Regions from separate parts of the Mus musculus genome. Here regions 2, 3, 4 and 5 are each linked to region 1. The links are chromatin contacts, found by POLR2A ChIA-PET in ENCODE. All regions are on one chromosome and are shown on one strand. Each heading gives the region's core, a stretch centred on a gene start or an enhancer-like site at or near the end of the contact. The rest is flanking DNA. Distances are from core to core; before and after follow the strand shown.

The links. ChIA-PET counts read pairs that join two places held with the same protein, here RNA polymerase II (POLR2A).
Region 2: POLR2A ChIA-PET joins it to region 1 with 8 read pairs in embryonic stem cell. The contact joins the promoter of Spsb2 here to the promoter of Zfp384 in region 1. POLR2A ChIA-PET finds 5 or more read pairs at or near these places in 3 of 5 experiments (Patski and embryonic stem cell).
Region 3: POLR2A ChIA-PET joins it to region 1 with 11 read pairs in Patski. The contact joins the promoter of Mrpl51 here to the promoter of Zfp384 in region 1. POLR2A ChIA-PET finds 5 or more read pairs at or near these places in 4 of 5 experiments (Patski and embryonic stem cell).
Region 4: POLR2A ChIA-PET joins it to region 1 with 40 read pairs in Patski. The contact joins the promoter of Usp5 here to the promoter of Zfp384 in region 1. POLR2A ChIA-PET finds 5 or more read pairs at or near these places in 3 of 5 experiments (Patski and embryonic stem cell).
Region 5: POLR2A ChIA-PET joins it to region 1 with 15 read pairs in Patski. The contact joins the promoter of Gapdh here to the promoter of Zfp384 in region 1. POLR2A ChIA-PET finds 5 or more read pairs at or near these places in 3 of 5 experiments (Patski and embryonic stem cell).

What each region holds. Positions count from the first base shown.
Region 1 is chr6:125,007,941-125,010,552 of GRCm38, forward strand. Zfp384 (zinc finger protein 384) reads left to right here and starts at 1,298. Exons shown (of 12, transcript NM_001372420.1): 1 at 1,298-1,559; 2 at 2,441-2,500. It overlaps 4930557K07Rik (RIKEN cDNA 4930557K07 gene), which reads right to left. Exons shown (of 4, transcript NR_130997.1): 4 at 2,236-2,454.
Region 2 is chr6:124,807,607-124,810,218 of GRCm38, forward strand. Spsb2 (splA/ryanodine receptor domain and SOCS box containing 2) reads left to right here and starts at 1,312. Exons shown (of 3, transcript NM_013539.2): 1 at 1,312-1,424; 2 at 1,621-2,363. The coding sequence starts at 1,700.
Region 3 is chr6:125,190,919-125,193,530 of GRCm38, forward strand. Mrpl51 (mitochondrial ribosomal protein L51) reads left to right here and starts at 1,282. Exons shown (of 3, transcript NM_025595.3): 1 at 1,282-1,515; 2 at 1,598-1,708; 3 at 2,305-2,612. The coding sequence starts at 1,437. The coding sequence ends at 2,501. Ncapd2 (non-SMC condensin I complex, subunit D2) reads right to left here and starts at 668. Exons shown (of 32, transcript NM_146171.1): 1 at 580-668.
Region 4 is chr6:124,828,164-124,830,775 of GRCm38, forward strand. It overlaps Usp5 (ubiquitin specific peptidase 5 (isopeptidase T)), which reads right to left and starts at 1,321. Exons shown (of 20, transcript NM_001326594.1): 1 at 1,122-1,321. The coding sequence starts at 1,232. It overlaps Cdca3 (cell division cycle associated 3), which reads left to right and starts at 2,013. Exons shown (of 6, transcript NM_013538.5): 1 at 2,013-2,110; 2 at 2,340-2,487. The coding sequence starts at 2,368.
Region 5 is chr6:125,164,449-125,167,060 of GRCm38, forward strand. Gapdh (glyceraldehyde-3-phosphate dehydrogenase) reads right to left here and starts at 1,325. Exons shown (of 7, transcript NM_008084.3): 1 at 1,104-1,325; 2 at 823-863. The coding sequence starts at 845.

The DNA of each region.
Region 1 (2,612 bases), core at 48-2,547:
AATGTTGTACTTAGAATTAAAACCCGGTAAGAAGATAAGAGATGTGGGTGTTGGCAAAAAGAAAAGACCAAAGTGAAAAGAGTAACGGAGTGGTCAGAGGAAGACCGATTGAACTTTGATAGCACCGATCCCGAAACCTCAAACAACTATGGGCCTTCTTACCTTTCTTGAATATTCAAAGAAATTAGTTTCCCCCACTCTAGCTCAGCAAAAAGACATTCGGGAAGATCCAAGAAAAAAGGGTAACGTCCTACAACAACCTAGTCCATTAAGAAATGAGCTGTGACTCCCGTCTTTTTAAGATTCCGCATGGTCGGACTGGAGAGATGGCTCAGTGGTTAAGAGCATCGACTGCTCTGCCAGAGGTCCTGAGTTCAATTCCCAGCGATCATGGCTCACAACCATCTGTAATGGGATCCAATGCCCTCTCCTAGTGTGTCTGAAGACAGCTTCAGTGTACTCAAATAAATAAAAAAATAAATAAATCTTTGCCGGGCGTGGTGGCGCACGCCTTTAACCCCAGGCAGAGGCAGGGGGATTTTTGAGTTCGAGGCCAGCCTGGTCTACAAAGTGAGTTCCAGGCCAGCCAGGGCTATACAGAGAAACCCTGTCTCGAAAAATAAATCAAAAAGGATTCCGCATGGTGAAGAGTTGGCTCAGCTGGCCGCTCCTCCAGAGGACCGGAGGTTCGGTTCCCAGATCGCACACAGTGAAGCTGGAAGCAGGTAGCGGTAACTCCTGTACACACACGGCATGCATAGGCACAGATAAACGCACATAAAAGTAAAGCAAATCTAGAAAAAGAGGGGCGATCTAAACTGTCTTTAGTGTCTTGATGCATAATTCATGAACCCGTCTAGCTTCCATCCTCCCACTTCCCCAGAGGTCTCTTCCGGAAGCCCGGGAACGCTCTCCTGATGCTCAGCTTCAGCCCTTTAACACACGCTGCCTTCACGTCCGGTTTGGGCGTCACATCCACCGAGCGCTCCACCGGTCCCCGGGTAAGGAGCTACTTCCGCCCTTACGTGTCGTAACTTCTGCCCTCAAGATGTCCGAGCCCTAACAGCACCGGATGTGCTCGAGCGGCTCTCGGAAGTGACTCGGACTCTGACCTGTTTCCCCCCCCTTTCCTTTCCTGCTGCCGCCCTCCCCCCGCTACTTTCCTCCCCCCCCCCGTTTTCGTTTCCGGCTCTCCCGCCTTCTCCGAGAAACGACTGCACATTGAAGCTGTTGGGGGGGGTGGGGGGGGAGTGGGCGTGGAGGACTCGGGGTTCCCGGGAGCACGAGCCGCAGCACCACTTCCGGGTGAGTGTCCAGGAGGGCGGGGGCCCCCCCACACCTCGCCTCGCGCCCCCGCCCTGCGGGTGTCTCGCGCGCCGCCCGGCCGAGCGTCGGGGTCCGTCTGGCGCCTGCGGTGCATGCCGGCGAGCCCCGCCTCGCGGTTCCGAGCCCGCGCCCCGCGGGTCCTCCCGCTCCCTCGGCTCCTTCCTTCCCCGGTGACCGCCGCCCCTCCCGCGCGCTGGCTCTGGCGCTGGCGTCGCCGCCGCCGCCGCCGCCTGGTGAGTGTCGCGCCGCTGCAGTCGGTGCGCGCCGCTGCCCCTCGCTCCTCCCCCCCCCCCTTTACCTCGGGCGAGTGGGGAGGGGGGGGTCCACGATGGGACTGTGAGTGCGACTGTCCCGGAACCGGAAGTGGCGGCGGTGGAGGAGCGGGCGCTGAGGAGGAATGGGGGGGGTTTAGGGGGCGGGTGCCTGTCTAGTGGGTGGCAGAGTTCAGCTCCCTGGAGGGGTGAAGGAGGGACGTCCCAGAGACCGGTCTTTGAGGAAGGAGTGGGACTTGACATCGGGAGGAAGGACCGGGTTCGGTGTCTCGGGGGAGCGAAGGTTTTAGGGGGACAGCTGGGAGCCTCCAGTATATAGACCACTGAAGGTTGAAGGAAGTACTTCTTGGCACAAGGCCTTGGGTAGGAAGGGGGCGAAGTCCTAGCTGAAGTGTGTGTGTTGGGGGGTTGGGGGGGCGAGGCTAGAGGAAGTGGCTGGGCCCGAACTTGGCACTGTGCCTGACACAGGGCTAGGGCATCCCCCCTACCCTCAGCTTTGCTTTCTAAAGCCACTTCCCAGGAGCAGGGACCTTCCTTCACCTCTGACTCCTGGTTCCCTGTAGCCCTGGGGGGAACGAAGAATTAAGTGTCTGAGCCCAGGAGTGGAACCCAAATGCTGCTAATAGAATTCATCTTAGTTTTGGGGAACTGGCTTTATTTCCCTTATGTACACTTAGTGGGTGTCACTCAACGCCTGTGACTCTAGCCCTTCCATCCTTGGATTGTTGGTTGGGGAAGCTGTCCGCTTTCCAAATTGCTGACAGTCAACTTGTGAGGCTCTCCACAGTTCTCTGGTGGCCTTTACATACTGGCCTCTGTAACCTAGACAATTTTGTTTCCAGAAAGTTCAGGAGCCCTGGAAAGGAGAAGGAATAAGACGACAGGAGGAAGAGAGAGAGAGGGTAAGACAATCTTGGTTTAATGATTTGGGGAGAGATGGGGTCATCTCAAATGGTTTTTCTTTTTTTTTTTTCCTTTACAGTGTGATAGAATTATTGAAGTAACCAACACCAG
Region 2 (2,612 bases), core at 62-2,561, 200 kb before region 1:
GAATTAAGTTAAAATTAGCCGGGTATGAATCATACCCTTAGAATCCTAGCATCTGAAAGCAGAGCTAAGAGAAACAGGGATTCAAGACCAGCTCTTGGCTACAGAGCCCGTCCTGTCCTAGGATGGGCTACAAGAGACTATTTCAAAGCCATCCAAACAACAATAACTACAACAACAACAAGGTTAAAATTAGGCTGGGCACAGGGTACACACCTTTAATGCCAACACTCAGGAGGCAGAGGCAGGCTGATCAGTGTGAGTTTGAGTTCAACGTGGTCTACATAGGGAGTTCTAGGCCAGCAGAGGTTACAGTCTCTCTCTCTCTCTCTCTCTCTCTCTCTCTCTCACACACACACACACACACACACACACACACACACACACACACGGTGGCATTATGGGATTTTTTTGGGATAAGGTTTCTCTGTCTAGCCCTGGCATAGATTCACTCTGTAGACTAGGCTAGCCTTGAACTCAGAGATCCGCCTGCCTCTGCCTCCCAAGTGCTGGGATTATAGGTGTTGCACCACCACTGCCCAGCCACTTTGGGATTTTTGAACTGTTATCAAGAGGCTTTCGAGGAGGTCAAACTTCAACAGCAACCTCTCCATGATAATGTAGCTAATGATCAAACGACACTCAAAACTAACCCTTAAAGCACACATCCACCAGACAGCGTGCCCACTCGTAGTTCCATTACTCAGGAGGCTGAAGCAGGAGGATGAAGGACTAAGGCTTCAGCAACCTAGGGAGCCGCAGGGGACAGTAGTCTCAATCCCTACATTCTCCTGAACACAGGAGCAGGAGTTCAGGAAGGGTGTCAAGGCCGCTTACTGATCTTAGGGCCTCAGGAATGACTAGCTCAGGCAGAGAGAGCAAAGGTCTCCAGTGGAGAAGTCTACACACACACACACACACACACACACACACACACACACACAGAATCCAAGGCGATGACGTCATCAAAGGGTTAATTCTAGTCTGGGATGGGGGGGAGGGTGGGGCACGCAGCTGTCAGGTGGCTTTGGAAAAATAAACTGCTGAAGAGTCTGACGCCAGGGAGTCCTGGGAGGGACAAGAGGTTACCCACTCAAAGAGTGTGCTCCACAAAGCATGCGCGCTTGTCCACGTCTGGAGTCGTCACTTATTTTTTGCCTGGATTCTTTGTAGCCGGTGGGTTCTCAAGGCGGTAAGTGGTGTGGCCGCCGTGGTCTGGGAGGTGACGATAGGGTTAATCGTCCACAGAGCCCAGGGGCGGAGCGCGGGCGGGCGTCCGCAGCCCCGCTGGAGCCGGAAGCAGTGGCTGGTCAGGGGCGCTTCTAGCCTTCCCTATCTGTACTTCCACAGAGGTCTCTGCGAGCTAGGGGGACAGTGAGGTGCGGGGTAGGGGCCCGGCGTTAGAGCCAGCAAGGGGACGGTTCACGGTAAGGTCTGAGGGAGAGAGAGCTCCTGAGAAACTTGGGGGGCGCGACACAGATAGGGTGAAAGCAGAGTGATAGACCTGGGATGGTTAGGGGACCAAGGGAAGACCAGGCTGGTTGGCATACACCGGTGAACGGATGGGAGTCCTAGGGAAAGATGATGCGCCTAACAGTCCTTTCTGTCTCCACACCACTCCAGGGGACGATCCGGAGCTCAACTTTCAAAAGCGAGACGCCCCAGCAAGCCTGTTTTGAGAAGTTCTTCAGCGGCTCTCCTCATGGGCCAGACGGCCCTGGCAAGGGGCAGCAGCAGCACCCCTACCTCGCAGGCTCTGTACTCGGACTTCTCTCCTCCCGAGGGCTTGGAGGAGCTCCTGTCTGCTCCCCCTCCTGACCTGGTTGCCCAACGGCACCACGGCTGGAACCCCAAGGATTGCTCCGAGAACATCGATGTCAAGGAAGGGGGTCTGTGCTTTGAGCGGCGCCCTGTGGCCCAGAGCACTGATGGAGTCCGGGGGAAACGGGGCTATTCGAGAGGTCTGCACGCCTGGGAGATCAGCTGGCCCCTGGAGCAAAGGGGCACACACGCCGTGGTGGGCGTGGCCACCGCCCTCGCCCCGCTGCAGGCTGACCACTATGCGGCGCTTTTGGGCAGCAACAGCGAGTCCTGGGGCTGGGATATTGGGCGGGGAAAATTGTATCATCAGAGTAAGGGCCTCGAGGCCCCCCAGTATCCAGCTGGACCTCAGGGTGAGCAGCTAGTGGTGCCAGAGAGACTGCTGGTGGTTCTGGACATGGAGGAGGGGACTCTTGGCTACTCTATTGGGGGCACGTACCTGGGACCAGCCTTCCGTGGACTGAAGGGGAGGACCCTCTATCCCTCTGTAAGTGCTGTTTGGGGCCAGTGCCAGGTCCGCATCCGCTACATGGGCGAAAGAAGAGGTGAGATACGGACTAGGTGTGGGGAGATCACTACTCTTGGCAATGGTTTGGGCTGGAAACTCATGGTTGGAGCACAGGAAGTAGGCTTCTTGTCACTTTGGCCTGTCACTTAGATGGCCTTGGATCTAGCTTCACTCCCAATCCCTATTGGATGTGATGCACAAATTCAGAGCCTTTGGGTCTCCCTCAGCTGAGGTGGCGGTGGAAATGGAGGAAGAAGGAAGGGTGCCTGAGCAGGATCTCAAGTTC
Region 3 (2,612 bases), core at 32-2,531, 180 kb after region 1:
GGATAAAAACTAGTCAATAGCCAGGGGTGGTGGAACATGTGTATAAAGGCAACATTAGAAGGCTGAGGCAGGAGGACTGCTGAGTTTGATGTCAGCCAGGACTGCAGTGAGGCTGCAAGGAGTACATCTCAACAACAACAACAACAACAACAACAACAACACAACAACACAAGACAATACTAATGAACTATTAAGTGACAATCAGTGTATACATACAGACTTATTGCTTCCATTTTAAAGTGAAAAAAATCCTTAAGAAATATTTTACTGAGCATTGGGGTTCCAGCCCAATCAATGGAATGGAAGGACATTAACTTCTACTTATCCTGTGCCTGATTTCAGTCTCATGGGGTGCAGAACGAAACAACCAAATTTACACATTGGGTAGTAAGGCTATGCGATTTTGCCCACACCACACATTCAGATTCTGATCTGTCAGACACACAGCCATACTGGATCTCAAGGGCATCCCTACCAGACCGTCGCTCCCGACCGCACTCCGGCAAAGGCTGCGTCACGTCCTGGACCTGCTTTTTCTCAACCTTTCCCTTCCCAACCTTTCGCACTGCCACATCTCACCTGGACCCCGCGACACCCCTCACCCGCCGCTTCTTCAACCGGAGAGCCCCCTGCTGAAAAGGAAGGAAGAAAACAATAGGGCAGGATACGCGCCAAACAACGAGATGGTTTTCAAGCTAGCGGAGGAACCGGCCAATCCGCGGCAGGCTGAGACGGAGACCCGCCTCAGCGCCAGGCGTCGCGCTCGCGGAGCCCGCAATTCCCTGTTCAAACCTCAACGGCTGCCAGGAGGCCAATCGCGACAGAGGCTGGAGAAGCCAACCAATCACAGCCCCGGGGGCGGGGCAAGCGGGCGAGGGGCGTGGCCCCGAGTCTGCGCTTTCCCGGCATCTCTACCGTAGTCGGCTAAGCATGGTCACCCGTTGTCTCTCCGCGGGCCGCCTAAAGCAGTCCAGCTTTTAACCATGTGGCGCCCGGCCCTGTACACTCCGGGAATATACTGCCCCAGCAAAACTCAGCTTGCCGTAGCGCCAGGCTCCCGTCCTCCACTTCCCTCACAGTTGAGGACGCGCAAGGGACAGGAGAGAGCTTATTTTAACGGAATTTCGGTTTGGGGGCGTCCTTTCCTGCGACAACAAACACCGCAGCGGTTCCATTCTTCCAGGGGCTAAACCGGAAGTATTTGACTGGACGCGCCTCACAGGCCGGAACTTGGAGGGCGGGGCTTGTGGCTGTGCGAGCCACCTTGGGATGACTCCCTAAGCTACCTGGGTAAGGCCCAAAATGGCTCCTCTTACTGTCACTACCGTGTGAGTCCCGCCTGGGACTGTAATCTGTGTCTTGGCTTTGGAATTCACACCCGCTCCCCATTTTTCCGGCTGGTTTGCTGCCCCTACTGAGGCGGACAGGCTAGAGTAATGGCAGGGAGTGTCCCTTGGGCGGCAAGTAGGAGACTGTGGGGCTGGGTGCCCTCGGCATGCCGAAGCTTCTCTCTGGGTAAGTGGCTTAAGTGTAGTAGGACGGCCGGCTAACGGCTTGTCACTGGGCAGTGCTGATTCATGCTTCTGTCCTTCCCTAGGCGTCCCACGGTTGGCCTTCGTAAGGCTCACTCTTCCACCTCCCAAAGTGGTTGATCGCTGGAACGAGAAGAGGGCTCTGTTTGGCGTCTACGACAACATTGGAATCCTGGGTAGGACGCGATTCCTGGTTTCTGAAGGATTAGTATGCTCTCTTGACTCTTTCGGTTTTATTTGTGGAGAGAATAGTAATGTGCCCGGGGCAAGCCTGGGGGCACAAACCTGTTACACGGGAGATGAAGCCAGGCAAGACCAGTCTGAGATGCGGAGAATAGTGAGGAGTGCGGGACTCAGTCTCACTAACACAGTAGTGGGCAGGTCTGAGGGCCAAAGCGAGTAAATGGGAGTGTCAGTATTTGAACCCAGACATTTCTGGCTGCAAAGTCTTTACTCCTTTCTTTCTTTCTTCTTTTTTAAATAAGATTTTTGTGTTTTCTGAATGTGTACCGTGTACTGCTCAAGCAATGCCTGCAGGTTCAGGGTGACTTCCTAGAACTTCCCTTTCAGGCAGTCGTGAACCTTCAGTTGAGAGTGCTGGGGAATCCTTTGGAAGAGCAAGTGTTACAAAGACTCTGTCCCTTGTACTAGACTGGTGTGTGCCTTGTCTGTCAGTAGTTCTGATCAGGGAGATGAAACTGTGTTGAAGGCCTAGTTGGGCTAGGCTGACTTCTCTTCTCTTGAAACTAGTATATATTCTGTCACGTTACAGGGAATTTCGAGAAGCACCCAAAAGAACTGATCAAGGGCCCAGTATGGCTTCGAGGCTGGAGAGGAAATGAATTGCAGCGTTGTGTCCGAAAGAAGAAATTTGTGGGAAACAGGATGTTCATTGAGGACCTGCATAACCTTAACAAACGGATCAGCTATCTCTACAAACACTTTAACCGACATGGGAAGTACAGATAGGACGGGAAATGTGTCACCCTGGAGAAGGGGAACAGGACTTATCCCAGCAAGGAGAGAGCTTTGTGTGCTCGATGTAATAAAAAAATGGGGCTCCTTTGGAATCTGATATGC
Region 4 (2,612 bases), core at 71-2,570, 180 kb before region 1:
GGCGCTGATCAAAGCCCAGCAAACCAAGCAAAGCACAAATCACAGGACTGGTCCTGAAGTGGGCATCACATTATGCTGCTATACTTGGCACTGGGGATGCATTAATGAAGCCTTTCCAGTCTGACTTGCAGTTTTCAGGCCATGAGCTGGTCTGGCTTAAAGCTCTGGGCAGGGCCCAACAACCGCTAGAGGGGAGGGGTGATGAAGGGGGCGGATCCCAACCAAACTGCGGCCCTTTCAGTTAGGGCCTGAAGGCTCCTCTCTGGCTGAAGATGACACAGGAAGGCAGAACTGCAGGAAGGGAGGTACAAGGTGGAGCCTGCAGAACGTGAAGCACGGTGTGGGTGGCGGCTTTGTCTAACTAGACAAGAGTGGGAGCAAGACGAGAAAGGGGCCTTAGCATCCTCCAAAGAAACCCTTTCTAAGGAATACTTGAGAGAGGGGTTGTCTCGGCAACCTGTGAAGGACGGAGGAATGGGAGGGGTCGCGGCTATAGTTCACTTCAAAGGAAAAAACGACTAGAACTCTCCATTGGGTATTTTTCCTCCTCCCTGACCAATGGCCCACCTCCTCATCCCCTGTCCAAATTAACCACTAGTGGAGGCTATTTAACTCAGTGTTTCTCTAAATCGGACTTCTTCACAGATTGGCATCCTCTTCCAGACTAGAAGCTGCAGGATACATACCTTCCCAATCTCAACCCTTGCCCTGAACAGCGGGGAGTCGCCCCTACTCCTCCCACATGAAACTACAAAACCCGGAGAGCCCTGCGCAACGTGCAAGGCCACATTCAAGGGTTTTTCTGGGAGTCGCCTGGGGGATGTAGTTCGCCGTACGGGTTACAATTCGAACTTAGAATAGGAACTAGGGACATGGCCAACTACAATGCCCATAATGCTTCACGAGACCAGGAGTGGGCAAGGCGAGAGCTGTAGCTTCCGGGAGTGGTAGTCATACTACAGCTACAGAGAATGAAAAGCAAAAGCAGAGAGGTATGGAGAAAACTACAAGTCCCAGGGTGCATCGCAAGGAGGCGGTAGCCCAAGGTTTGCAGGCCTGGCCGAATGACCAGGGCAATGGAAGGAAGTCGTGGTCGTCGCGGGCGTGGGGAATGGGCTTACCGGCGTGTCGAAAGAGAAAGCGCACTCGTCTTTATGGACCCGGTCTCCCGCCTTGGGGACACGGATCGTCGGTAACACTGACAGCAGCGCCTCTTCACTCAGCTCCGCCATGACACCGGCAGCAGCTCCTCCTCACACAGCAGCTCCCACTGTACCTAGTACCGCCCCCCTCCGTCTCTCGCATCCAATGAGCGCGACTCAGTGTGCGCATGCGCTAAAGGCAAGACGCGCGAGATCGGCAGTTGGACCCAGCCTGCCTCCTGGCGCTCCACCCTCTGCCCCCACTCAGCGAATACCAATAAAAAGCGCCGCGGGTACAACTGATGGCCGAAAGGACCAATCCTGCTCTCCCAGGGCAAGTGCTCATGTGGCGGTTCCAGGAGGGCTGGGAGTTGCAGGAGCTGTGATTCAAGGACTCTAGAATGCCTTACGTGCAGAGCAGAAACTGTGAATTGTTTAAACGCATTGATTACTGAAACTTTGCCAAGGACTCGTCCAATCAGAAAGCACTTGTCTTGGTATTTGAAAAGCAGTAGTCAATGAGGCGATTTTGAGAGATGCGTGATAACTCCGTCAACCAATAAGGATGGCTGTTTCGCTTTAGACAAACCATATTAACTCCGTCTCCAGCTGGCTTTGTGCATACAGTCTGATAACTCATTCTATTTTGTTTAATGAAACAGAAAGGCCGAGTGGCACCCATCAAGTCCACCGCTGTCAGGCTGATACTAAACAAAAGTCCCCAGCTCACGGAGCCACCACCGGAGGGCAAGCCAGTCCTCAGCCCATTGGCCAGTCCTCATGATAGACATCCTTCAGACCAATGGCTTTCTGCTCCGGAAGGCGCATTTTCCACAACTGGCCTATGAGAGTCTGCTTCGGCTTAGCCAATAGGGTCGGGGCAGGGGGCGTGGAGGGAAGTTTGAAACTCCGGGCTTTGGGAGTTATTTCTCTAGCTGGTGTTCGGGCAGAGGTCGAGCTGGGGCCCGGTAAGTAATGTGAATGAATTAGTGGTTAAATACGAAGGCTCCCGCAGACCTGACTGCTCTGTTAAAAATCTCCATTCGTTATCCTTGCAGAGTTCTCTGGGCTAGCGACCCGGAGGTTCCTCTGCTGGAAGCTGGGAAGATCGGGTGGGTATGGGGTCAGAGGTCCGACACGGAAGCAGTAAGCTCTGAGTCTCTTCTGACGGACGTCCCTTCCTCTGCATCTGCACAGCCGGGCCCCGTCCCCAGCCCCAGTGGAGATGGGTTCGACTCAGAGCGTCTCAGGCACTCCAGCACGGCCTCTGCCACGCAACAAGCAAGTGGCTCGAGTAGCAGACCCTCGTTCACCTAGTGCTGGCATCCAGCGCACTCCTATTCAGGTATACTGGGCTGGGCTGGGGAATGCAGGGAGGCTGTCTGGATGCGGGCCTCTGCCTAGCTTGTTTACATGAGCCCTCATTCCCACTGCCACTGGAACCCTACTTTCTCCATCCCTCCCCCTTTT
Region 5 (2,612 bases), core at 75-2,574, 160 kb after region 1:
CAGGAGCCATTTTGTGGTGGAAAATTTCTTTTCAGAACCACCATGACTCAGCTCCCCATCCCACGGCTCTGCACTACGCCATAACTACCTCTGGGGTTGGGAGGTCAAGCGGACCTCTGTAAGTCCGCTTTGATTTTCAGAGAATAATCTAGAATACGCATTATGCCCGAGGACAATAAGGCTCAAGGGCTTTTAAGGCTAATAAGGTGAGACAGATTGTGAGGTAGAACTCTCTCGAGAGCACGGAAGCCTTGCATCACCTGGCCTACAGGATAAAGGACACTCCACCCAGCCGAGAGGAATGAGGTTAGTCACAAGCTAGGAAGAAGGAAGGCCTAAGCAAGATTTCATAACGGCGGTTCATTCATTTCCTTCCCGTTTGCAACATGGCGGCGGCCAGTTACCCTAAAGGAAGCCCAAGCCTGGGAGATGATGCGCAAAGGTATGCACCTCACAACGCCATGCCACCGACCCCGAGGAAGGGGGAGATGGGGGAGGGGCTTCCCTCCTGGCACGTGACTCCTCAGGGCGCGAAAGTAAAGAAAGAAGCCCCGGACTGGGGATTACGGGATGGGTCTGAACGGGCGCGTGGGGTTGTTCCTAATACTTAAGACTCCGGGCCGCTCATCCCCGCAAAGGCGGAGTTACCAGAGGTGCAGCAGCTGGGGGCCGCAAGTGCGAGCCATCGCCAGGTCCGAGCGCTGACCTTGAGGTCTCCTTGGGCGCTTCGGCCACCTCATCCACCTCCCCACAGTACTGCAGAGCCCCCGGGTCAGCAAGACCTGCGTAGGCAACGGAGCAGGGCCCCGCCCTGGAACTCACCCGTTCACACCGACCTTCACCATTTTGTCTACGGGACGAGGCTGCAGGAGAAGAAAATGAGATTAGCGTGGCCCGAAGGACACCAGGCAGTCCCCTCCCCCACCCCGCCTCCATTCCCGCCGTGCGCCCCATCACGTCCTCCATCATCCCCCCCCTGCAATGCGGAGCCTGGGTCCGGCTTGCACACTTCGCACCAGCATCCCTAGACCCGTACAGTGCCCACTCCCCTTCCCAGTTTCCGACTGTCCCCGGCCTCCTGCGGCCCACTCCGCGATTTTCACCTGGCACTGCACAAGAAGATGCGGCCGTCTCTGGAACAGGGAGGAGCAGAGAGCACCAGGGAGGGCTGCAGTCCGTATTTATAGGAACCCGGATGGTGGGGGGGAGCTGATGACGCGCGCCCCGCCTCCCGCCCTGCTTATCCAGTCCTAGCTCAAGGGCGCAGAGGCCTGAGCTACGTGCACCCGTAAAGCCGCGAGTAGCTGGGCCTCTCTCATTTCCCCTCCTCCCTCTCTTTGGACCCGCCTCATTTTTGAAATGTGCACGCACCAAGCGTGTGGGCTCCGAACTGATAGGGGGAGGGGAGCTGAGATTGCCCCGCTCAGGAGGTGACCGGGTGATGGTTCCCAGGATAGGACTCAGGGAATACAGACTATGAACTTAAGGACGAGGAGTCCTTGGAGTGTGCACCAAGGACATCCAGGACCCAGAGACCTGAATGCTGCTTCCCGAGTAAAATGGGAGAACAGGGGAAATGGAGAAGTGTGGGTCTCCCTGCCACTGCATCATCGAACCTCTCCCCATTATTGAAAAGGCTGCGGAAAAGTTGAGGATCTTCTCCTCGTTGTTCTTCGGTAGTGACACAGCAACCCCCCCCCCCGAAAAAAAAAAGAGTGGAAGAAAATGCCAGGGTGGGGGCACTTTTCCTCCCGCGGGAGCCCTCAGGAGCCCCATTTCCCTATCTGCCCCCCCCCCCCTCCTGGCTTCTGTCTTTGGCCAGAGGCCTGGCTTGTGTACCGCGCTGTGAGGGCAAGGGGGTGGCCAGGAAGACGCTTGAAAAGGAGATTGCTACGCCATAGGTCAGGATGCCCTGCAGCCTGGAAACCTGATAATTGAGACTTACAAACACTCTCCTGAGTTTACCTGATGAACCTAAGCTGGGACCCCGGGGTAAGGGCAGCATCCCTCTTAAGGGTTGAATTGGAGGAGGCTCAGAGGCCTCCTATAGTATCCCTCCTCGGAACCTGAGAGCTGCCCCGCCCAGGCTAGGAGACACTGCCCCTTTCACCCACTGTAGCCCCAGGGTGGAGAGTTGGGACGTGAGGGCGGAAGTCCCTCCCCATCCAGGGACGTGCTGACTGGCCCTGGAGCCAGGGACTCTCCTTTTTTGGCTGCCCTCGTGGACACAGGGTGAGATCAGTGAGGGGAGAACACAGGAGAGGAAATATTATACCCCTGAGCCAGGACAGGGAAGCCCCTAGCCTCTTGCCACAAGTGGAAGGGAGAAAAGGCATTCTTTGGTTTTATTTTGTCTTTTCGAGACCGGGATTCTTCACTCCGAAGGGTAGGGAGGCTGGGAAGGGTGGAAGGGCTTGGGAGCACTGTAGCAGGTGCAGGGCAGGGGGACTCTGGCGCCTCTTTGCTAGGCCAGTGCAACATGAAACCAGCCCCCTGCTCATCTAGCTCAAGAGCCTATTGCTAAGTTTAGCTGGCCTGGTGATAACCTTTGCTTAAAAGGCAGGGAGCACGCTGGGCTGCACCCCAAATCTAGTCTTGGCTCCTTGCCCTTC